Regions from separate parts of the Mus musculus genome. Here region 1 is linked to region 2. The links are chromatin loops, found by intact Hi-C in ENCODE. Cell type or tissue: gastrocnemius. All regions are shown on one strand. Links, peaks and the distances in the headings refer to the core of each region. The heading gives the core; the rest is flanking DNA.

Evidence for each region. Peaks named below come from ENCODE experiments on the same cell type or tissue, not always from the same donor. Only the 100,000 strongest peaks of a DNase experiment are listed, where the experiment ranks them.
Region 1: it touches region 2 in a loop (7-fold over the local background); 3 of 42 quality-filtered maps call a loop at or near these places.

The regions. Positions count from the first base shown.
Region 1 is chr16:45,201,641-45,209,578 of GRCm38, forward strand. No RefSeq gene overlaps it. Among named protein-coding and RNA genes, the nearest start is that of Btla, 19 kb to the right of the region's middle. In gastrocnemius, for the core only: no CTCF peak of the experiment used is centred there; a DNase peak (open chromatin) is centred at 3,797.
Region 2 is chr16:45,584,489-45,592,426 of GRCm38, forward strand. It overlaps Slc9c1 (solute carrier family 9, subfamily C (Na+-transporting carboxylic acid decarboxylase), member 1), which reads left to right. Exons shown (of 28, transcript NM_198106.4): 20 at 1; 21 at 5,014-5,139; 22 at 6,303-6,401. Among named protein-coding and RNA genes, the nearest start is that of Gcsam, 22 kb to the right of the region's middle. In gastrocnemius, for the core only: no CTCF peak of the experiment used is centred there; no DNase peak of the experiment used is centred there.

The DNA of each region.
Region 1 (7,938 bases), core at 1,501-6,500, 380 kb before region 2:
ATCACTGTATTTCTTGTTCCTCTTCCCAGTGTGGCCACATTGAATGCATCTCCTTTTTTTTTTTTTTTTTTTTTTTTTTTTTTTTTGCTTTTACTAATAAATTTGACTGTGCTAATTGACTTACTGAGGATGGAGGCAAACCTGGCTTCTTGACCTCAAGATTGGTAGCAGAATAATTCATTTTTAAGGACATCTACTTACTTTGATAATTTTTAGTTTGTCTTTCTAAATAGTTCTAGAACTATTTAACTGATTCCTGCAATATTTTGAATTATGATTGTTAAATTCTTATATAAGTTTCCTTGGTCAATCTGTCTCATTACAAAAGCAGAGAAGTAACTGATCAACTAAAACATTGGGGAAGACAAATGCTGAGTTGAAATTATATAACTACATCATTTTCTTCAGATTTTATGTTAAGAGCATTCTTTATTTCATTACCAGCCAGGAGACCGTTTTCTGTGAGGTTTCATGTTACTGTATCTTGTGCACACAAGCATAAATCACTCTTTGCTGTGGACTCTCCTTTTCAAGGACTCTTAAAGAGTGAAAGGCCATGGCAGATACAGCATCTGAAAAGTAAGGATGTTTTGTTTATTATCCCAAATAGTAAAGACAATGTCTCACCCTCTGGGCAGAGCGGGCATGTTCAGCTATTGTTTATCTTAAGAAGATCGAGTTCCCTTAGTTCAGAATGCTGTAGTGTAAACTACCTGGCATGCGAATATTCCTGGCTCTTGTGTTACCTTGTGATAACTGGGGCTTGGAACTCTAACAGGAAAATATAATTAACACCGCTTTTCCTACAAAACAACTGTCCTTACCGTTGCCTCATGAGGCTTATGTCTTCTGCCAGCATCTGTGAAGTGTGATAGACTAATTATTAACTTATAAGCAGAGCAAATATCATATTTTCAGACTCAGTTCTTGCCAACAACCTTCTTTACACTGAAAAAGGTCTCTTCTCATTAAAACTTGATGAGTTTTTTTTCCTGAATTAATGAATTCTGCCACATGTTTTTTTTACCGATTGAAAAAGGTGTTTTTTACTTTAAAAATATTTTACTAAGTATATTGAGTTTTGACTGTTAGACTGCTTTGATGTTTCTGGGATATACCCTGTTTGTTTACAGTGTGTTATTCAGTTTTTTTCATCCAGTGTTTGCTTTGCTGATATCTTGTAAAGTACCTTTTACAGCTATGTTTCTGGGAATTTTTTTTTCCAGGAAGATATTTGTTACATATTTAATCTCTATCTATAGGCTTATTCAAAAGATGTTATATATGTTTGCATAAGGCTATTATTCACTATACCTTATTATCATTTTAATATGTGGGAGCTGTGGGCACACATTCCTTTTCATTTCTTGTTCTGTACTCTCTAATCCTCTTGGTGCCTGATGAATCAGTTTTATTAATCTTTGCAACAGATTGAACTTCTGGCTTTTATACCTTTGGTTTTCTTTTTGATTGTTTCGTTTTTGGTTTTTTTGTTTTGTTTTGTTTTGTTTTGTTTTTCTTTTATCATTTTCTTCTACTACTTTGGGCTTTTCTCTTTTTGCTTAAATGTTTACTCTGAACATATCTCATTAGTTCTGACTTTTCTTCTTTTCTAAAATGAGCATTTAATATGTAAGTCTTAGGGCTGGAGAGAGTTTTCAGTGGACAAGAGTGCCTGCTGCTCTTGCAGAGAGGATGGTTCTGAGCGCCCATCTCAGGTGCTTCACAACAGCCTGTTACTCCAGCTCCATGGAATCTGATGCCTCAGTCCTCCAATGCAGCTGCACTCATGTGCATAGACCGACATGTGGACATAGACACATAAAAGTAAAATAAACTCCATGTAAGCTTTGCTGTGGCGTCATTTACAGATGTTGAGGCGCCATATTTTACATATAGATATAAATATAGATATAGATACACACACACATATATATACATAGCCACTATGGTTTAAAGGTTGCAGTTGAATTAAAGTCTAACATATTCTGATTACCCTTCTTAGAATTGGGAACAAAACACCCATGGAAGGAGTTTGGAGACAAACTCACCCAGAGACAAAGTTTGGAACTGAGATGAAAGGATGGACCATCTAGAGACTGCCATATCCAGGGATCCATCCCATAATCAGCTTCCAAACGCTGACACCATTGCATACACTAGCAAGATTTTGCTGAAAGGACCCAGATATAGCTGTCTCTTGTGAGACTATGCTGGGGCCTAGCAAACACAGAAGTGGATGCTCACAGTCAGCTATTGGATGGATCACAGGGCTCCCAATGGAAGAGCTAGAGAAAGTAACCAAGGAGCTAAAGAGATCTGGAACCCTATAGGTGGAACAACAATATGAACTAACCAGTACCCCCCGGAGCTCGTGTCTCTAGCTGCATATGTATCAGAAGATGGCCTAGTTGGCCATCAGTGGAAAGAGAGGCCAATTGGTCGTGCAAACTTTATCTGCCTCAGTACAGGGGAACACCAGTGCCAAGAAGTGGGAGTGGGAGGGTGGGGGAGTGGGTGGGGGAGCATGTGGGGGACTTTTGGGATAGCATTGGAAATGTAAATGAAATAAATACCTAATTAAAAAAAAAACAGAGAAAGCTTGAATCCGAACTCAAATATTTAAAACTCTGAAACCTATCACTTCTTTTTAACAGTTCTTTCTTTCCCTACAGGCAGAGGGGTCAGGGTGGTTCCAATAGGAGCCAGAGAGACAAAGGTAAAGAAAACCTTACTGAGGTCAAGCTAGACATAAAGGCTCTTGAAGTAAATGAATTGTTCTCATTCATTCATCCACTTTTTTGAGAAACAGTTCAAATGCTTGACATTAGGTATGCATAAGGAAAACTACTATAAATAACCACTGGCCCCTCGAGTGTGTGGAGGATGGTAGAAACACCGACAGAGTTGTTCAAGATGTTGGCACCTGGGCATCTAGAATGAGTCACAGATCCTGTTATGTAAGTTGGGGATCTGTGGTTCAAGGTAATGCTTGTTGCTGGTTTCCTGTGTGATTACAGGTTAGCTTAGATGCTTTTCCAGAAAATATGGCCCCTTCAAGGCCCGAGTAAACTTCTGACCTCAATCTGTAGCCTTATACTGCAAGTATTGGAGACAAAGAACTCAAAAACTCCAAGAAGAAAATTCTTCTCTAGCAGAAGAGGACATGGGCGGAATGATAATTTAACCAGGCTTACAAAGTTGGAAGCACCTGCAATGCAGAAAGTTTTAGGGTATGTCTAATTTTTATTTGTGAACAATGGAACTTAAATCCAGAGAAAGTCATAGGGTTGATTGTATCATTGACATAATAAATGACCAAGCCACCATCAATCCACTGCCACTCTCCGCCACTGAAGTGTATTTGTGTTTATTTTTATAAACTTAAATTAAAACATAGGAATTAAAAGTGAGTTTGCATTTTTTTTCCTCCTCTCCAGCTCCGGTGCCATAGCCATCATGAATGACACAGTAACCATCCGGACCAGGAAGTTCATGACCAACCGTCTGCTTCAGAGGAAACAGATGGTCATTGATGTCCTTCATCCTGGGAAGGCAACAGTACCAAAGACAGAAATTCGGAAAAAGCTGGCCAAAATGTTCAAAACCACACCAGATGTCATCTTTGTATTTGGATTCAGAACCCACTTAAGTGGTGGCAAGACCACTGGCTTTGGCGTGATCTATGATTCTTTGGATTATGCAAAGAAGAATGAGCCTAAACACAGACTCGCAAGACATGGCCATTATGAGAAGAAAAAGACCTCCCGAGAACAGCGAAAGGAACGAAAGAACAGAATGAAGAAGGTCAGGGGCACGGCGAAGGCCAATGTTGGTGCTGGCAAAAAGCCAAAGGAGTAGGTCTGCAGTGATTTGATGTTTTGCTGTGACATGCAGATTTCTGAGAGGACAAATAAACTAAAAAGCTTCTTTTTAAAAAAAAGTAAGTTTGCAGAAAACTTTATAGTAATCTAAAAACTTGATCTTTTTTCTGTCAACCAATATTGATTTTTTTACACAAATATTGAACATAATAAATTGGGAAGGCAGAAATGATTCTTTTCTGCATATGGGCTGTAAAGCACTGATTCATGTAGTACAGTCTCTGAGGGAGTCTCTTGTTGGATGTCCAGGCTGGTCTGGCTGCCTTAGTTGCATCTCCAGCTGTAGCATCTGGAGACTCTGGCATGGGCAGAACAGTGTTCCTTTCTCTCTTCTCCATCCCTGTCTCCTGGTTCCATGGAAATGATGCTGCTATTGAGCTATAGAGTTTTGACTGTGACTATCCATTGGGGCCTGATGGAGTCACCACTGGTTATACAGGTAAAGACAATAATTTTCTCTTTCCCTGAACCCAGCAGTGGGAAATAGTTTAGCAGTGAAACACAGGACTCACGGAATCCCTCCTCCACCCATCCCTTGTTGATGGGTCCTTTCTCTTGGTACACTCAGGGCATTGATCTGCAGTTGAAAATTCATGATTCTAATGTCTGTGGATTGCCCAGAACATGGCATTTCACAGCTCTTTTTCTATGTTGCTACTTTTACATTCTTTCTGCTCACTTCCCTGACCCTTAGAGGGGATGATATAAATGTCTTATTTAGGACAAAACACTTAACTGTCACTTATTCCTGACACCTTTTATAATCATGAGTCTCTATTTACTGAAATTCACTGAAAAAGAGAGTCTTCTCTGATTAAAGCTGAGAGTAGATAATTATCTGTGGGTATAATACCTACAGAAGAAGAGGTTAAATAAATCATTTAAAATTTAAATCATAAAACTACCTTTCCTCACTGGGGTCTATGACCACATTGCACTGTACTTATAGTGTAGGTATAGATTCAGTATTGTAGAATAAGCTTCAAATTTAATCAGAGAGCAGTTGGTCACTACAGTTATACAAGTGAGCACATCTTGTCAAGTAAGCTGGAATCATATTTCTTAAGGTTCACGCTTGAATAACACGGCCCATGCCTTTTTTTCTCCCAATAGAGTGCATAGCACCTTTGGGTACTATGACATCTAGCTGGCAGGGAGAACTCTTCTATTAGGAAATAATTTTAAAAAGTATTTGTTCCACATTGTTTTTCTGCATTGGACTATCCAATGGATAGTCACAATAATGAATCCTTTCTATTGTTTTCTTCTTTTGGGCTTATAGAATTGTTTTATCTTTCATTTTCATTTGTTATAATATAATCTTTATGCCATTTCACACTTGTGTTCTTGTTTGGAGTTTACTTCTGAATTAAGCTATTCTTTTTCTTTTTTAAACTACTACCTAATTCGAAGTGTTTTTTTTATGCTAAATTATTGTGGACCGTCCATGTCTTTTTTTTAAAAATCTATTTATAAACATGTATTTTGGACATGCTTTCAGGTTTTTTATAAAGGAATTATTCCATACTTTATTCTTTTAAAAAATTTATTTATTTTTTAACTTATTTATATTTATATACCTACCCCCACACCCTGCCAGGCCTCCCCAGTCCCTGGAGCCTCAAGTCTCTCAAGGGTTAGGTGTGTCTTCTCTCAACTGAGGCCAGACCAGACAGTCCTCTACTGTATATGTGTTGGGGCCTGGGACCAATTACTATATGCCGCCTGGTTGGTGGCTCAGTGTCTGGGAGATCTTGGGGGTCCAGGTTAGTTGAGACTATTGGTCTTCTTTTGGGGTCTCTCTCATTCTCAACTTCTTCCAGCCTTTCCCTAATTCAACCACAGGGGTCCCCGACTTCTGTCCACTGGTTGGGTGTGAATATTTGCATCTGTCTCAATCAGCTGCTTGTTGGCCCTCTGAGAGGGCAGCTATGCTAGGCTCCTGTCTGTAAGTATACCATAGCATCAGTAATAGTGTCAGGCCTTCAGCCTCTCCTTGAGATGGGTCCCAATTTGGGCAGGACACAGGCTCTTCTCCATTTTTGTCCCTGCAGTTCTTTTTGACAGGAACAATTCTGAGTCAGAGGTTTTGTTTTGGTTTTTTTTGTTTGTTTGTTTGTTTGTTTACTGTGCAATGACAACCCTATCCCTCCACTTGATGTCCTATCTTTTCTACTGGAGGTGGACTCTGCAAGTTCCCTCTCCCCACTGTAGAGCACTTCATCTAAGGTCCTTTCCTTTGAGTCCCAAAAGTCTCTCACCTTCCAAGTCTCTGGTATATCTAGTGGGTTCCCACCTCCTGTGGTTGCATATTTCCACTCATTCTGCTGGCCCTCAGGGCTTCACTCCTGTTCTCCCCCCACCCCCCGCAGTACCTGATCATGTTCCCCCTTTCCCCTCCCTGTCCCCTCTCTTACCCAGGTTGCTCCTTCCATCTGCCCTCTGCTTTCTTCTCCCCCTCAAGTGGGATTGAGGCATCCTCACCTGGGCCCTTCTGCTTGTTAAACTTTTTGTGTTCTGTGGATTGTATCCTGGGTATTTTGTACTTTTCTAGCTAATATCCACTCATTAGTGAGTACATACCATGCATATCCTTTTGAGTTACATCAGACAGGATGATATTTTCTAGTTCCATTTATTTGCCTGCAAAACTCATGATGTCATTGTTCTTAATAGCTGAGTAGTATTCCATTGTGTAAACGAACCACATTTATTGTATCCATTATTCCATGGTAGAACATCTGGGTTGTTTCCAACTTTTGAGATGGGTCCCAAATAAAGCCACTATGAGCATAGTGGAACATGTGCCCCTGTGGCATGGTGGGGTAATATACCCATATATTTTGGGTATATGACCAAGAATGGTATAGCTGGGTTTTCAGGTAGATCTATTTCCAATTTTCTGAGGAACCTCCATCTTGATCTCCAGAGTGGTTGTACCAGTTTGCAATCCCACCAGCAAGAGTCCCCTTCTGTTTCTCTCTTATCCCGTCCGGCGGGATTCAGTCATTCGTGGGTGCGAGGGAGACCGCAAACCTGGAAGGAAATGGGAGGAAGAAAAAGAGGAATAGGAGACCAGGAAGGGCACCTATCGAGGTCTCGTTTATTATGCTGATGTGCCTTCTTTTTAAAGCATACATCGCGGGGAATAGGGGAGGGGTCGAGGGAGAATTATACAAAGAACAAAGAAGTGGGCATCTGCTGACATGGGGGCCGAAGTCAGGCGCCAAGCAGCGGGTACTTTGCATCTTATCTCCTGAACATTGATCCTCCTTCACAGCCTTGGGTATCAAGCTGGGCTCAGGCATAACTCATGTCCTTGGATGTCATGGGAACTCAGGAAGAGATAGGGAAGAGGGGACTATTATTCAAATTTTACAGCCTTAGGTGTTAGGAAGGGAATAAGGAGGAAGGGGGTGATAACCAGCTCTTAGTACAAGGCCATTTGGTCTGTTAGGGAGATTGTGAAGGGCTCACTTTCTCACGGGATAGTCTCTGACACTCTCTTTCTTTCTTCCTTCCTCTCTCCTATATTAAAAATATGGCCAGTCTTATGTACTTAGTGTCCCTCTTCTACCTTTATATGATGAATCTTATATATATATGATATATATATATATCATATATATGACATATACAATTGGTATTTTTGTTTGTTTGCCCCTCCTTCCACCCACCCTTCCTTCCTTCCTTCCTTCCTTCCTTCCTTCCTTCCTTCCTTCCTTCCTTCCTTCCTTCCTTCTTTCTTGTCTTAATTCAAAAACTAAAATAAGGATAAAATATGACTTCCAAGTGTTGACTTACATCTAAGAGAAATTATAGATTATTCCCCATTCCAACTATGTTCAGACAAATGTTCAAATTCCACTTGCTGACATCTTCTCTGACATCACAACTTTGCCTGGCCACCCCGAGTACAATCTGAAGTAATAATACTTTTCTAGGATTAATCTTCAACTAACGAGAGTATATGTATGCAGAACAGATAATGGTCTACCGAAAAAAGATCATAACCTAACTCTTCAAACTGAAGATGTTTCCTTAATGGCTACAG
Region 2 (7,938 bases), core at 1,085-6,084:
GGTGAGATGGCTCGTTCTTAGAGTAAGTGTGTAGATTTGTGACATAAGTCACTGAAAGGATGAGACCAGGATATTAGAAGTTTCACTCCTTTGTGCTTTGTGAGCATGAAGCATGTGCAAACTCACACTAGGCTGTCGGATCTTCGAGATGTTAAACACACTCCTCAGGACGTTCACAAATAGCATCCAAAGAAGAACCCAAGTGCTTCACCATAAAAGTAAAACTAGACAGAGCAAAGCAGCATAGTAATGGAGGACCAAAAGAATTATCAGTGTGTTAAAAAAACAAATAGGAAAAAACGAAACACGTCAGAATGGCAGAAGCAAATCTTGTGGGGAGTTGGAAGAAAGTAAGGTGTAGATATAAGATTTTAAAGACAAATATTTATAGAAATTTACCTGAAATTTATATTAAGTTCTCCAAACGAAAGGCAGAGAGGATCAGAAAGGCTAGAACTAACATGATCAAACCACAGGCTATTTTCAGAAAATAAGGAAGTCGAACCTTTTCCTAAAACCAGGCAGATAAAATAAATCAAAATATATGGCCTAAAAATAAAATCTAAAACCATAAAATTAAAGAAGAAAACATAGGGCGAAAAGTCCATCACTACTTAGGCTGACTTATTGAAATTAATGCCTAAAGCACACATAGAAATAGAGAGAAGGAAAGACAGAAAGAACACTTTAAAGTGTTCATTAAATTATCATATACTAAAAAACTTATCCACAGACTGAGAGGGAACATTTTCAGTGTAAACATTTAAGATATTGATACATAGAGAAATTTTCCGAAGCTAGTCAAACCTGATTTTTAAAATGAAAATTGATCTGAAAATACATTGCCACCCCAAGAAAGACTTCTAAATGGCCCAATAAACATGTAGAAATTTGCCTACTGTTATTAATGCCCAGTGAAATAAAAATGTAAACAAATGAGACAAACAGAAATGAGCAGAAATGACACCACGTCTCCCTGTCACACAGACTCAGAGAAGCAGAAAATACGTGTCAGTCAGCAAACAGAGAAAATGGAATCCCTGTGCACCATTGGTGGGAATATAAACTCGTACCGCCTCTGTGGGAAAGAGTAGTGAAGCTCTCACAACACATTTGTGTTGCCATTTTGTCTAGCAGTTCTTTGATATACACTCAAAGGTAGAAAAGAGCCGAGTCTTTAATAGGGTTCTATATCTGTATTCATAGAAACATTATTCACAGTATCTGCCACATAGACAGGTGAATGATGATAGAGAATGTACTATATGTATAGAGTCGAATATCCTCAGTCTTAATGAAGGAAGAAATGCAGGACATGGGTGGATGAACATGGAAGATTCTATGCTGAGGGAAATAACCCAGTCACAAGCACTCTGCAATTTACATAGAACGTTGCAAAATGAAGGGCTCTGGCCAATGGCGAGGACTGCACAGTACAGATGTGGTCAGTTAATGTCACCGCAGCACAGTGTTCAAAAACAGCTAACACAGCAAACTTACCCTATGTAAACTTACACCTTAGCACAAGGAAATTTTGGAAATTTTGAGGGGTTGTCTATTACTCTAGATGTTGAGCCATGCTACAATAATAAAATATTGCAAAATTACAGGAAAAATGGGGGAAAGGAATGTGTAGAACATATTTGAGTCCAGCAACAGGCCCAAGACTTACATGAAAATAACTCTGAAACTCTAAAATCACTATAATGCTATTTATAGAAATTTTTTACTCTTTATGAGGAAAAACCTTGCTAAACTACTCATTGCAAAGTCCGTGTTTTTGTTTAATTTACATAGATCATACCACATCAACTGTAGAACTTCACACATTGAAATGAATTATGAGTGAATAATATAGCAGACAAGGCACAAAATGGAAGATAACATTTGTAACTGAAATTACCCACTAAATAATGATGGAAATAATTTCCAGAATGTGTCAGCACTACCGCCAAAGAAATGAGTCACTTAGTAGCTTAGACCAGGAGGGAGCTGAAATTTGAATTCTCCACTTCTTTCCCTGTGTCTTTCATCTCATCTGTGTTATCTTGTCCCTAATAGAGCTTTTTCTATACGTATTGGTCGAAATGTACAAAAACAAAAACAAAAAACCGGAACGAGGCATCTCTTAATCATTTTTTTTTTGATCAGAGTTTGTGAGGGAAAATTTACCTTCTGAGCCCTAGTGACCAGAATACACTCCAAAGCCACAAACAGCAGTTATCAAGCTATAGCCACATGCTGCTTCCAACATATGGTGGACACTTGTTTTCTTTAAGGTTGCTTTCAATATATTGACTGCTTTTACCAAGTGACTACTATAATGTACCTAAGTTATTTTATGTCAGGCGCATGGATGAGTATATAACTAAAAGTGAAGCTTATGTTTAGCTTAGGTTGTAAAATGAATCAGTTTTTCATGGAAAAGCCAAGTCATTTTAAGGTTGATCCCATGGTTTTCTAGAAGGCAGGATAAGCTCATACAGGCTGACTTCTCAGTACAGACTGAGCACATGGCTCACATGGCCGCATGGTATAGTACTAACTTAAAGGCAGGGTCCAGCAGAAGCTCAGTTTGTGGACGTGAGAGGTGTTTTCAGAAACAGCTACTCCCACACAAAGTGTTCCCATAAATGATTAGAAAGGGCAGAGGCTCCTACAGAAAGCAAGAAGAGTAGATCTGAAACAGGTACCAATATAAAAGGGATACGTTTCAGTGGCTATTTTAAAGCGATACTTAACGTCCCTACTAATCAATGAATACACATTATGAGGCCTGCCAGGGCTATGTAGTGAGACTTCAACTCAAAAAATAAGAAGCAGGAGGAGGAAGAAGAAGGAAGGAAGGAAGGAAGGAAGGAAGGAAGGAAGGAAGGAAGGAAGGAAGGAAGGAAGGAAGGAAGGAAGGAAGGAAGGAAAAGAAAGAAAAAATAAAGAAAGGAAGGAAAGAAAGAGGAAGGCAAAAAAGGAAAAAGAAAAGAAAATGAAATAGAAACTATGGTTTGGAGAGATAGCTTCATGTTTCTCTCTCTTTCTCTCTTAATTTGAACTTATTTTTTCATACCCTGGGACATTTTTTCCATTGATTAATTTATTTATTTACTTTACAGCTTGATTGCTGCCTCCTCTCTCTCTCTCTCTCTCTCTCTCTCTCTCTCTCTCTCTCTCTCTCACACACACACACACACACACATAAGTCCCTCTCCCCTTCTCCTCTGAGAGGGTGGAGTCCCAGACCTACCAGGAGGATGGTTCATCTTTTTATCAGCACATATTGCTCTTGTAGAGGACCCAAGTTCAGTTCCCAGTACCTGTGCAACTCACCACAGCCTGTAACTCCAGCAACAGGAGGTCTCACATCCTCTTCTAGCCTCTGTGAACAGGCTATATAATATATATATGCCCATACATCAATACACACACATAAACACACAAATACATCAATACAGACACATACATACACCTCCCATACACACATACACACACACATACATCCCCTGACACACACATATACATACATACACCAATACGCACACATACATACACTCCCCACACACGTACATAAACACACAAGCATGTAATTAGAATTAAAAATAAATCTTACTGAACTAGAACCTGAGAAAGCTAGGGCTGAAGTACAGTGTTACAGTTCTTGCCTACCATAAATAAAACCCTGAATTCGATACTTGTACTATAAATATCTTAATTACACATATTAAAAGAAAAGAAGCTGATTGCAGTAGGGCATGCCTATAATGGAAGCTCTTTAGAAGCAGAGGCAGGAGGACCAGGAGTTCAAGGTATTCTTTAGGAACTTGTGGATTAGCGGCTAGGCCAGACTACATGAGACCCTATCATAAAATAAAGAAAGAAAAACAGAACTAAGAAAATCAAAACCAGTAATGATGTATTTGCTTATCAGGTCATAAAAATGAAAAAAAACATAATTAATGCTATATCAAGGTATGAGAAACTAAATTTAAATATTAGAGAGTTAAGGCAAACCAGTTCAGCTATCATAGATGGCAAATAAGAAACTCAACTTTGAAAATACATGCCTGAGAGGGTATCCTATGCCCAAATGGACTAGAAGACCAGACGATAAAGAATATAAATGCGGATGTTTGCACATTTGTAGGTGTGTGCGTGTGTGTGTGTGTGTGTGTGTGTATGTATGTATGTATGTATGTATGTATGTATGTATGTATGTATGTATGTGATAATAGTTAAAGAGGAAGTCAAGAAGTTGAGAGGGAGTGGTCTTGAGGACTGGATCTCCTAGAGCTGGCCTTACAGGCAGTAGGTAGAAGAAGCAGACGGATCGCATCCTCAACCTCAAACATAAAGCAGAGAAAGCAAATTGATGTGGGCCAGGCTAGAAACTCTAATCTGACTTCTAGCGATATTCTTCATCCAGCAGGGCCAGACCTCTCAAACCATCCCCAAATAATGTCACCAACTGAGGACCAAGTCTTCAAACATGTGAGCCTCTAGGGAACATTTCTCACTCAAAGCACCACAATCCAGAAAAAGAAACTGTTACATGCTGTGGCTTGGGTCTGCAATGCCCTTCACAGCAGAGGGCTAACTAACACAGTACAGTAAAGAAGATGCTGCTGCTGCTGCTGCTGCTGCTGCTGCTCTTCTTGCTCCTCCTCCTCCACCTCTTCCTCTTCCTCCTTCTCCTCTTTCTTCTTGTTGTTGTTGTCATTGTTGTTGTTGTTTGTTGTTGTTGTTGTTGTTGTTCTCCTCCTCCTCCTCCTCCTCCTCCTCCTCCTCCTCCTCCTCCTCCTCTTCTTCTTCTTCTTCTTCTTCTTCTTCTTCTTCTTCTTCTTCTTCTTCTTCTTCTTCTTCCCTCTTCCTCTTCCTCTTCCTTCTTCCTTCTTCCTCCTCCTCCTCCTCCTTCCTTCCTCCCTCCCTCCTTCTTCTTCCTTCTCCTCCTCCTCCTTTTTCTTGTCTTCATTCTGTATACACAGTTTTGTTCACCTTCTTTCTTACATATTGTGCTTCTAGTTAATCATGGCCAAAAAGATCCAGGTGCTTGATCTGCAGTCTGTTATCCAGCCATTTAATGTTGAAGAAGCCCCGTGCAATATCCCATGGCTTAGTGAAGATCCTGAAGCCATAACCTTTATTCAGGTAAAAATTTCTACCTCCTGATAATGACTTTAACGCACTACCAAATAATCATGAAAACAGTAAGGATTTGATCATGATACTTGCTAGTTAAAACTCTGTAGTTGTCCCTTGCTATCTATAGGCTATGATCAACATCTCTTTGAGTACAACCCACAGCCCTGGGACAAGATGCCTCCCACCTGCCTCTTCACCTTCAGCTTCTGTTTCCCACCTGCCATATGCCCTTTATTTTGTTTATGCTGAACTATTGGTGGTGCCACTCACACTAAACTCTCTTCCAAGCCCATTAATCTGTGGATTCTCTGTGATTTCTTGGAAATGCCCACTGGTCCTAGACCCTTTTCAATCTATGCTTACTTGTTGCACTTCTGCAAACTACCAGACATAGTCAGAGATGTAGGTACTTGGGCTAATTTCTCACCAGAATACCATCGTGTTGTCTTTGGTGTGAAATAAGAAATGTGTTACTATTGTTTCCAATATGCATGTGTGCTGTTCAATTATGTATATTATACTGCAAGTAATTTTACATCTCTGCCCCCACTGTTTAGCTCATTCGTCTTTCCTTTTTCTTTCTTTCCCTTTTGTTTTTATTGTCATTGCTATGTATTGCAAACTGGCTTCTCAGTCTCACTATCTTGCCTCAGCTTCCCACGTGTCAGATTACAAACATGAGCTACCAGGTCTGGCTTCGTTCATCCTTTGAATACCTACCCCACCATTCTCATTGATTGCTTGCAGAATGAGTAAATCAATAGCATGTTTTAATGGTTTTCTTTTTGGTGCTTGTTCAGTACCAAGCTTAATCTTCCCCTTAAGTATTCAGAATGGGTTGTTATATACTTAGATTTTAGAGTGCCCGAGATATGGACACGCCATTCATCCTGTCTACCTGAAACTTTTCACCTAGATGAATCATTTTCATTCTCTCACTCCGTTCTTATTTCTAGATTATTTTTCTTCATACATGTATGAGATTTGGATACAAAAATTATATTTGTGGATCTCCAAATTCCCCTGCATGCATTTATAATCCTTCCTCTCACAAAATTGCAACCAACACAATCTCTTAGATATTATTGAGTATTTAATTTAAATGTATAAAAGCTCTCTTAAAGTATAAATCAACATCCCAAATTTCTTTTTTCTTTTTTTCTTTTTAGGAAAAAGCAAAAGTTGTAACATTTGACTGTGGAAATAACATATTTGAAGAAGGTGATGAGCCAGAAGGAATCTATGTAATAATTTCAGGCATGGTTAAGGTAAAGCAGAGATGCTTATGAACGTGGTTGTGAACAGTCAAGTTGTTTCTTTTTAAGAAAAAAAAGAACTTTGCAAAATTAAGAATTAATGACTTTTCATGCTATAAAATGAAGAGACTCTTTTTTATTTTATTTTTTATTGATCCTTTTATTCATTTACATTTTAAATGGTATCCTCCTTCCTGGTTACCCCTCCACAAATCCCCCATCCCATCTACCCTTACTCCCTTTCTTTTGCCTCTGTAAGGGTGCTCTTCCACCCACTCATCCACTCCTGCCTCACCTCTCTAGCATCCCCCTATGCTGGGGCATCAAGCCTCCACAGGACCAAGGGCCCCCCTCCCATTAATGTCATATAAGGTTATCCTCTGCTACAAATGTATCTGGAGTTATGGATGCCTCCACGTATACTCTTTGTTTGGTGGTTTAGTCTCTGGACTCTCTAGGTGGTCCAGTTAGTTGATATTGTTCTTCCTATGGAGTTGCAATTCCCTTCAGCTCCTTCAATCCTTCCCCTAGCTCTTCCATTGGGGTCCCCAGGCTCAGTCCAGTGGTGGCTGTGGGTATCTGCATCTGTATTGATCAGGTACTAGTAAAACCTCTCAGGGAACAGCCATTACAGGCTCCAGTCAGGAAGTACTTCTTGGCATCAACAAATAGTGTTGGGTTTGGTGTTTACAGATGGGATGGACCCCTAGGTGGGGAGGTCTCTGGATGGCCTTCCCTTTAGTCTCTGTTCCATTTCTTGTCCCTGTCTTTCCTTTGTACAGGAACATTTCTGAGTGACCAATTTTGAGATGGGTGGGTGGCCCCATCCCTCAACTGGGGGCTGTGCCTATTTGCTGGAGGTGGGCTCTACAGGCTCTATCTCCAATTTTTTGGGTATTTTGGCTAAAGTTATCTCCATTGAGTCATAGATAGCTAACATCCAAAATATAACAAAGAAGTCAAGAAGTTAGACTCCAGAGAACCAAATATCCATATTAAAAATGGGATACAGAGCTAAACACAGAATTCTCAACTGAAGAATCTTGAATGGCTGAGAAGCACTTAAAGAAATGTTGAACATTCTTAGTCATCAGGAAAATGCAAATCAAAATGACCCTAAGATTACACCTCATACCAATCAGAATGGCTAAGATCAACAGATGCTGGCAAGGATGTGGAGAAAGAGGAACACTCCTCCAATGCTAGTGGGACTGCAAGCTGGTAAAATCACTTTGGAAATCAATCTGGCAGTTCTTCAGAAAATTAGAAATAATTCTACCTGAAGACCCAGCTCTACCACTCCTGGGCATATACCCAAAATATGTTCCAATATATAACAAAGACACATGCTCCACTATGTTCATAGCAGCCTTACTTATAATAGCTAGAAGCTGGAAATAACCCAGATATCCTTCAACAGAAAAATGAATACAGAAAATGTGATACATTTACACAATGGAGTACTGCTCAGCTATTAAAAACAATGACTTCATGAAACTCACAGGCAAATCGATGGAATTTGAAAATATCATCCTGAGTGAGATAACCC